Regions from separate parts of the Homo sapiens genome. Here region 2 is linked to region 1. The links are chromatin contacts, found by Hi-C or POLR2A ChIA-PET in ENCODE. All regions are on one chromosome and are shown on one strand. The core of a region is the stretch at or near the end of the contact, and the rest is flanking DNA. Distances in the headings are between cores, read along the strand shown. Region 1 holds the start of SNHG30 (small nucleolar RNA host gene 30). Region 2 overlaps RAD51L3-RFFL (RAD51L3-RFFL readthrough).

What was found. A loop is a pair of places that touch in the nucleus more often than their neighbours do. ChIA-PET counts read pairs that join two places held with the same protein, here RNA polymerase II (POLR2A). Pooled maps may share reads with other maps.
Region 2: a pooled map shows a loop between it and region 1 (1.8-fold over the local background). The contact joins the enhancer-like site here to the promoter of SNHG30 in region 1. A Hi-C loop is called at or near these places in 1 of 168 maps with a recorded cell type or tissue (naive thymus-derived CD4-positive, alpha-beta T cell), 1 of 37 single-sample maps with no recorded cell type and 10 of 50 pooled maps. POLR2A ChIA-PET finds 5 or more read pairs at or near these places in 5 of 52 experiments (BJ, CD4-positive, alpha-beta T cell, CD8-positive, alpha-beta memory T cell and 2 more).

What each region holds. Positions count from the first base shown.
Region 1 is chr17:35,564,830-35,569,471 of GRCh38, reverse strand. It overlaps SNHG30 (small nucleolar RNA host gene 30), which reads right to left and starts at 1,358. Exons shown (of 2, transcript NR_135479.1): 1 at 971-1,358. It also overlaps the pseudogene RPL39P32. RefSeq lists enhancers at 1,492-1,621, 1,322-2,004.
Region 2 is chr17:35,079,744-35,084,248 of GRCh38, reverse strand. All of the region lies in intron 5 of RAD51L3-RFFL (RAD51L3-RFFL readthrough), which reads left to right. It also overlaps a transcript of RFFL not described here. Among named protein-coding and RNA genes, the nearest start is that of RFFL, 18 kb to the right of the region's middle. Within about 2 kb of position 1,813, at least 7 of the 41 ENCODE cell types and tissues checked have a DNase peak (open chromatin) inside an H3K27ac peak, as active enhancers do.

The sequences.
Region 1 (4,642 bases), core at 109-2,608:
GTGGGAAAAGAGTAAGATAGACACATCTAGATTGTTATATAGCTCAGGCTTTTTAAGGGGGATATTTAAACATACAGTATATAACTTTAAAATGCCCAGGTGTGGGGAGATTTGCCTTATCACTCAAAAAAAGGGTCAAGAGTAATCATTCCAAGTTTAGGTTGAAGTGGGTAAGATTACAGCCAGAGATTAAAAGCTCACACATCCATAAGCAAGGTCCCAGTCAGGCATCTGGAAGGGCAAAGGGATGGCTCTGTGCTGGCTGAGTAAAAGGCGCTTTCATGGAGGGATAAATACCCACCCTAAGTATACTTTTTAAACTTTACTCAAGGCCGGGAGCGGTGGCTTTGGCCTGTAATCCCAGCACTTTGGGAGGCCGAGGCGGGTGGATCACGAGGTCAGGAGTTCAAGACCAGCCTGGCCAACATGGTGAAACCCCATCTCTACTAAAAACGCAAAAATTAGCCGGGCGTGGTGGTGTGCGCCTGTAATCCCAGCTACTTGGGAGGCTGAGGCTGAGAACTGCTTGAACCCGGGAGGCGGCGGTTGCAGTGAGCCGAGATAGCGCCACTGGACTCCAACCTGGGAGGCAGAGCGAGACTCCCGTCTCAAAAAAAAAAAAAAAACAAAACAAAAATAAACTTTACTCAAATATCACTTTCTGTTAAATGTCCTTAATTCCTTCAATCATCCCCCTCTTCTAACTCTCACAGCACTTTCTTCCACTACGGCACGCATCACACGCCAACTACTCACCAGTTCACGTTTTCCGCCCTCTCTCCCACTTGCCCAATCACAGAGTTCCTAAAGAACCAGGACTATGTTCTACTAGTCTTTGTAGCCACTGCACTCGGAATGGTGCCTAGTACATAGGAATGAGCGTTTAATTCATTGAATGAGCGACTCTTCCTACTAAACCCTAAGCTCCTAGATTATAAAAGCATCAACACAAGTTATAAATCCGACTTACCTCCAACATTTCACGTAGGTAAAGACCATACCTCAAGCACCTCCAAGCCCTCATTTCCCCAGCCTCTACCTCATGGCCCTCTGCACAGCCATCTGCGCACAACCAGTGCTTACACACAGGAGGCCCTCAAAATAATACTAATAATCTAAGGTCCAAATCCCACGAACTCCCGGGAAGACTGAGAGTGAGGCTGGAGCCAAGGCTTGAACCAAACACCCAGGAAGGAATCTGCAGCCCGCTTTTCTAAGTCGTAAAACTCCTACGACCTGGACTCTCTCAGGAAGCCTGCTCCGGCCTGAGGAGGATGGAGGTAGCCAAGCTCTCCAGATTTCTGTCCCGGGCCAAAGGTGCTTCCAGCTTCCCTCTCCTTTGCTTCTCCGCCCGGCTCAGGTCTTACAGCCTAGCGCGGCTCTCGCCGAACAACCAATCCCACGGCGGCCATCGGGTCACGTGGGCGCCCCTGAGGCGGGGCTGGTGGGAGGAGCAGCCAATCGAAGGCCGAGGCCAACGTCAGGGGTGGAGCAAAAGGGATGGCGGACGCATCTTTTCCGTCACTTCTTTGCGTCGCGGTCTCTATCCTGAGAGACCAGTCGCTTTCCAAGTTCTGAGCAATTCTCCCCCGCCCCCTCCACAATTCCTCGCCGTCGGCCGTCGGGGTGACTGTTAGGCAGAGTGGTTTTGCCTGTACCCTGTTTCATAACTGGGAATGAGCATTTGAGGCAGGATTATAGTGTGTGTGCCCTGGGATTGCGGGAAGAAATGGTTTTGGGTTTTTTTTTTTTTTTTTTTTGTGACAGGGTCTCACTCAAGTCGCCCAGGCTGGAGTGCAGTGGCGCGATCTCGGCTCACTGCCACTTCCGCCTCCCAGGCTCAGGCTATTCTCCTGCTTCGGCCTTCTGAGCAGCTTGGATTACAGGCAGGCGTCACCACGCCCGGCTGATTTTATTTATTTATTTATTTATTTATTTATTTATTTATTTATTTTCCTGAGATGGAGTTTCGCTCTGTCGCCCAGGCTGCAGTGTAGTGGCGCGATCTCGGCTCACTGCAACCTCCGCCTCCCAGGTTCAAGCGGTTCTCGTGCCTCAGCCTCCCGAGTAGCTGTATTACAGACACCCATCATCATGCCGGGCTAATTTTTGTACTTTTGTAGAGACGGGGTTTCAACGTGTTGGCCAGGCTGGTCTTGAACTCCTGACCTCAGGTGATCCTACCGCCTCGGCCTCCCACAGTGCTGGGATTACAGGCGTGAGCCACCGTGCCCGGCCTCAACTGTGTTTAGATTGGTGGGGGGCAGAGAGCGAAAGGAGGGAAAGCTATTGCAATGGTCCAGGTGAGAGCTAATAGGAGCTTAAATTAGATTGGCAGTGGAAATAGAGGAGTGGCATATGAAAGGCGAATGAGGATTGTGATGAATGTTAGACAGGAATGGGTAAAAGGACATGAAGAAGTAAAATGGAGAGTCTTCTGTACCAGACCCACTCAAGGCCTCTTTCGTTCGTTAAGGATTGGAGAGATTAGACAGTGAAGACAATGTGCCTTTGCGCGTGCTATTTCCTCTACCTGGTTTATCTTTCTCCCATCCATCTCCCTTTCTCTCAACCTGTTGCTTGCTTGCTTTCTTTTTTTTTTTTGAAATGAAAGGTCTCACATATTTATTACTGAACTCAGCCAACCAAAGCGTTCATAACAGATTCAGAGAGAAAAAATATGTCCCCAATAAAACATGTCCAACTCTCCAGATAGTGGTGACATTTTCAGGTTGATATGATAATGTGATTGTGACCTTCAGACATCATAAATACGTGTGCCATCTCATGTGCAATTCCTTATAGACCCAGCTTGGTTCTTCTCCAATGTCTCCTTTTGGAGTTGTACCTGATTTTATTACCAATTTTTATCTGAATCCACTGGGGAATGGGACGATTTTGCTTTTGTTTCTTGGCCAGGAATTGCTTAATCCTAAACGTCTTGTGAGAAGACATGGCAAGAAGCAGAGTCAAGCACATACCACGATGGCGGAGAAAGGAAGAGAGGGGGAAACCTGTTGCTTTCTTACTTACAGGTTCCAGCTCACAAATCATCTCATCTAGGAAATCTTTTCTGATGCTCACTCATAGTTATTGTCACTCCTCAGAACACCTAGAGAACACTGCTCATACATTGCAAACTCTTTAGAGTGGTACTAGAGCGTAGTGGTCATGTATGTGGACTATTTTGGCAAGTAACTTGAATTCTTTGTTCTTCAGTATCACTATTTGTAAAAAGGAGGCTAATAATAGCATCTACCTAATAGAACTGTTACAAGATCAATGACAACAATGCCTAATACATAGAGTGCTCAGTTGATGTTATTGTGTATGTTGTATTGTTATGAGTTGTTTAGTACATGTTTTCCCTCTTTAGATTGTGAATGATCTCAGCTCACTGCAACCCCTGCCTCCTGGGCTCAAGCAATTCTCCTGGCTCAGCCTCCCAAATAGGTGGGATTACAGGCATGCACTACCACACCCGGCTGATTCTTTTATTTTTAGTAGAGATGGGGTTTCGCCATGTTGGCCAGGCTGGTCTCGAACTCTTGACCTCAAGTGATCCACCCACCCACCTTGGCCTCCGAAAGTGCTGGGATTACAGTCGTGAGCCACCGAGCCCAGCAGGGACGTGTGTCTTATTCTTCCAGCTAATAGTAAGGCTTTCTGGCAGGATGAGAGTAACTGGGCTTTGGATTCAGATAGGTCAGTGTTCAGCTCTCAGCTCTGCCACTTGCTAGATGTGTAACTTTGTGCTTTACCTCAATGAACTCAGTTTTTTTCATTTATGTAATGTGAAAATAACACTTCTTGCAAGTTATTCTGAGGATTATATTTGAGAAGGAAAGTTGCATATTTGGCTCAAGGAAGGCAGTTACTAAATAAGAGCTTTTATTTTGATGGGTAGCCCCAGATTGTAGCACCATGTTTAAAACATTGTAAGCGCTCAACAATTGATTATCATTATTATTATTTGAGACAGAGTCTCGCTCTGTCACCCAGGCTAGAATGCAGTGGTGCGATCTCGGCTCACTGCAACCTCTGCCTCCTGGGTTCAAGTGATTCTCATGCCTCAGCCTCCCAAGTAGCTGGGATTACAGGCGCATGCCACCATGCCCAGCTAATGTTTGTATTTTTAATAGAGATGAGGTTTCGCCATGTTGGTTAGGCTGGTCTTGAACTCCTGACCTCAAGTGATCCGCCTGCCTTGGCCTCCCAAAGTGGTGGGATTACAGGCGTGAGCCACTGCGCTTAGCCGACAATTGATTATTGAATGAAAATGGCATTACATGCCGGGCACCATATGCGGCAAAGAGCACATGTTAACACACATTTACTCTTTATGTGTATCATTTCACTTCATTCTGGCAAATACTCTGTGGAGGAGGCTCTGTTATTATCTCCAGTTTACACAGAAGAAATTGGAGGCTTAGGTTAGTTTAACAAAGTTTTCATAGCTAGAATGTGGCAGAGCTGAGATCTGAACACCTTAGGATCCCCAAAATAGCTGATCGAATGAAAGAATGAATGAAAGTGAGGAAACTTACACGGAGTCAGGTAGTGGCATAATGGAGCCCTTGGTCACTATTCTATTTACACTCTTTGGATCATCTCTATGAAAGAATTGGGGGTGAGATGGAGG
Region 2 (4,505 bases), core at 564-3,063, 490 kb after region 1:
TTTATTTATTTTTTTGAGATGGAGTCTCTGTCACCCAGGCTAGAGTGCGTGGCATGATCTCGGCTCACCGCAACCTCTGCCTCCTGGGTTCAAGCAATTCTCCTGCCTCCGTCTCCCAAGTAGCTGGGATTACAGGCACGCGCCACTGCGCCCGGCTAATTTTTGTGTTTTTAGCAGAGGCAGGGTTTCACCCTGTTGGCCAGGATGGTCTCAAACTCCTGACCTCAGGTGATCCACCTGCCTCGACCTCCCAAAGTGCTGGGATTACAGGCTTGAGCCATTGAGCCACCGTGCCTGGCTTCCCAAGTGCTTTGGATGTGCAGTCAAGTTTGGGAACCACCGTTTTATTGCATTGATACTCTTTTTCAGGGTGGGGGGGGCATTATCTCCTGTACATCAGGCCCCATGGAACTTTGAAAATTGGGGTTCACTTTTCTTCCCTTTTCTTTCTTTCTTTTTTTTTTTTTTGAGACAGAGTCTTGCTCTGTCACCTAGGCTGGAGTGCAGTGGTGTGATCTTGGCTCACTGCAACCTCCGCCTCCTGGGTTCAAGCAGTTCTCCTGCCTCAGCCTCCCAAGTAACTGGGACTACAGACATGCGCCACCATGTCCAGCCGATTTTTGTATTTTTTGTAGGGATGGGGTTTCACCATGTTGGCCATGCTGGTCTCAAACTACTGACCTCAAGTGATCTGCCTACCTTGGCCTCCCAAAGTGTTGGGATTACAGGTGTGAGCCACCGTGCCTGACCCGCTTTTCTTTTTTTAATTTTTAGAGTGAAATTATGCACATTGAAATTCCTTATAAATTGGTAGTCCCTCTAATAGAATCGTTATGCTATCCAGGATGTTTGATTTGCTAGAATAGCCCATTTCCTAGTCATGACAGATAACAAAGAGCTTTTATAACTTTTATGTAAATTGCTTTACAGTGAGGCCTCCTCTGCTGTATTATCTATCAGGAGTCATGAGGGAGGGTTTTTGGTGAAAGTAGCTTCGTTTATCTCATGAGTGGACAAATGAATGATAATGTGGAAACAACTAGAGGTCTGAATAGGTAGTTGAATCTAGTTATGATCATCAGTGTTGGATGGCAGAGATGCCTGGGAATTCTCTGTATGTCAAATTTTAGAATAAAGTCAGTTTGCCTGTTTTATTTCTACACAGCTGAAGCCTTTATTGAAAATAATAGGTGCGTAACAAATAGTTAATAAAATTTAGTCAGCAGCCGTTTGATGAGTTCATGGGAGGAAGAATAATTGCTGAAATATAGAACCATCTGATTTAAAACAGATTCAGGCACTAGATACGTTATCCCTAACGTAGTTTGTTTGTATAGACAAACCTGGTTTTGAATTCTGACTCCCCCACTTCCTGGCTGTGCTACCTTAGGCAAATTACTTAACCTCTGTGAGCTTCAGTTTTTTCATCTGCAAGATGAAAATACCTGGTAGGATTGTTATGTGGATTAAAAGGGGGAAAATATGCAAGGGAGGATTGAAAGAGAGAAAAATATGTTTTTTGTATATTGTAAGCAACTCAATAAACGTCCCTTCTCCCACTTCCTCACACAATTTTTATTCTGTAGGCTTAAGATGCTTTTCTAAATCCAGCTTTCTCTATATCTCTTTCCAGGAATATCTATTCAGTCAGCTCTTTTAGAAAATGTATGAAAGAGTGAGGACTAAAGTTAAGAACCAGAGAATATGGGTAAGAAGAATGAGTCACAGGACAATTAGCAACACTTTAAACAATTTTTTAGAATGAGTGGAGTGTTGGCATGTACCCAGAGTTACTATCTGCAGGAATAAATGAATAACATTACCCAAATTCTGCCATCTGTATTTGGACGGTAGCCCAGATTAGGCTAGGAGCCTTTGAGGGTGGCCTCATTAAGTAGCACCTGACATCCATTTCTTTCATTATCTTCTTTTCTCCCTTTTGGTCTTCGTTTCTTGTTCCCTGTCTCCTCCTTTTCCCTCTTTTAAAGCTGTCCTTCCTTTAGACTTGCCAATCATCATCATAGATGCAGGCCCAGTCCCTGGAACTCGAGGCTAAAAGAGGTTTCTGGTTGCTAACACCTGTCTCCTAGCTAAATGAATAAGCTCTTTTGTGGGCAGGATGTTAAAAAAGCTGATTAGTACAATACCAGCTTAAAGGGCCTATTAATGATACAGCATATGTAAATCACAGTGATTTAAAGCCATTTTAGAGATTAATTTCTTATATATTTATTTTCTATATTGAATTATGATGTCAGTTGAATTTTTACATCTAAACCATGAATCTGTTTATTACCTAAACAGACTAATTTCTTTCATATTGATTGGGAATCATTTATATTCTAAAGAAGTTTCCACCCTTAAGGGCCTTTGTATTGTTTGGCAAATGTCTAACTAGTGTGTAATACAATTGAAGTTTTGTTCACTGCGCTGCTGCCATAACTAGTTTAATTTCTGCTCCTTATATATTTCTGTTGGCAGCTGGAAAATTAAAATACTAGATGTTCCATAAAACTGATTTTTTGAGGGGTGATTTTACTGTCATTTGAATGGACTTAGGCCCCAGGGTACATTTTTTTAAGATGTCTTATTCAACTTTCCTGTAATAGTCTCTCTCTCTTTATATAATTAATGTATTAGACACATAATTGGCTGTTTAAGCATTCAGAAGAGACAATGTTTGGCCTTTTACCCAGAGATTATTTTTTTCTACATCTCTTGAGGAAATGTGTGCCATTTTTGGAAACTCCTAAGTATATTACAGTTACACTAGCACGTGAATTTTTGCAAAGACTAGAGAATGAACAATTCCCAAATCGTTCTATTCTTTTTAGATCATAGTGTTTCCAACCTGATGTGAAAGGAGAAAGGCTGTGATGTGATACCTAGTAAATCCTCCTCATAATTTTTCTATATGTTTCACAGAAATATATAGTCTTCAATAACTGAAGTTACTCTCAAGGAGACTTTACATTTAATTACTCAATCCACACTTAATTTCCTGCAAGATTCTTGGAGAGACACTCACCAGGCTACTGATTTCATGGAGTTATAACCTACACAGGTTTTTATCTCTGTTAAAGCTACTAACCCCCACTTTTTTTTTAGGTTGAAAAGTGACCTTGGTCTGGTAATTTCTTCATTGTCCTCTCCTCTAAAAAGATACAGCAAAACCTTCTTGCTCTCTCAGCAGCGTTTTTCAACTGCTACTACCGCCATGTGCTGAATTTGAATTTGAGCACACTTCAGTGTATGATTTTGTTGAGCTAATGTTATCTGACTTTTTAAAGCTGCCGCTCTGCAATGCTACAGTTAAACCTACATTTTCTGTTTTCATGTTCACATGCCTTTTCTAGAATTACATATAAAAATATGTTTTCATTATCTCTGAGTTGTGGAGTGTTCCCTGGGACAGTCACTTGTTTCTACCAGTGGCTAGTTCTAAGAGTAGGGGAAATCCACCTGGATTTGAACTACTTGGCAGCCAGTATGATCTGCTGAAACATTTTAACTGTCTTGGTCCTTTTTAAAGAAATGCTGCCTACTCATCTTGAAACTTACAGGAAGTTAGGCCAAGTGGAGGCTCTGCTGGCTTCTGAGTGGTTAAATGCAACTTATTAGTGATCAACACCATTGTTTATTTGCAACTGCTGGTGGATTATGTTAAAAGATTTGAAAGGAAAAAAAGCTTTTCTTAAGTAAATCGTGCATCCTCCTCTCCCACCTCACCCTCTTCTTGTTTTACTCTTCATTTGCTTTGGAAAATCTTTCCAGTCTTGGTACTGATCACATGTATATAGTCTTAGTGGCAATTGAATCAACGTATTTTATCCTAAAATATACAAAAAACTATGTGCCCTACCCTCTGCATTTTCTGCTAATCCTCCCATGCTTTTTTACCTTCATAATGATTAAAATATGTGCCTGAGAAATAACCAAGCTTCATCCTCTATCAACTTCCAACCCTCTTCTAGGTCTTGCGTCAGTAGATGCATAACCATTTGCAGTTGGGTTGGATTGTACCATCTTAACTATACTAATTATTATTTTACATGGTGTGGAAGATCAGCCAGAGCATATGCTTTATTCTAAAATGCTGGGCAAAGGAATGTTCTAATTTGGAGAGAGAGGAAGGAGTGTTTTCTAGGGCCTTAGCAGGAGTAGGTCCACTGAAATTCAGCTAGTTTGAGGAATCTGGATTTTTGTCAAGGGGTGGAAAGGAATAGTTAGGGGCTAAAATTATGTGCAAGCAGGGGTGGGAAGGAATAATTTATGAGATGAGGACTTTCCCAGTCCACAGTGGAGAATTCTTAATCTTCCAGATTCTCTTATGTTTGTCTACTTATCATATACTGATGGAAGAGTTTGTGTAATCCTTCTGTGTCAGAGCTAAAGTATACCTTAGCCATTGTTTACTGAGAGGGTGGGAAGAGGGATGTCAGAATATTCTCAGCTTGTCAAAGGGCATTCCACCTTCCTGTTGTACCCTTGGCCATATGGTTGAA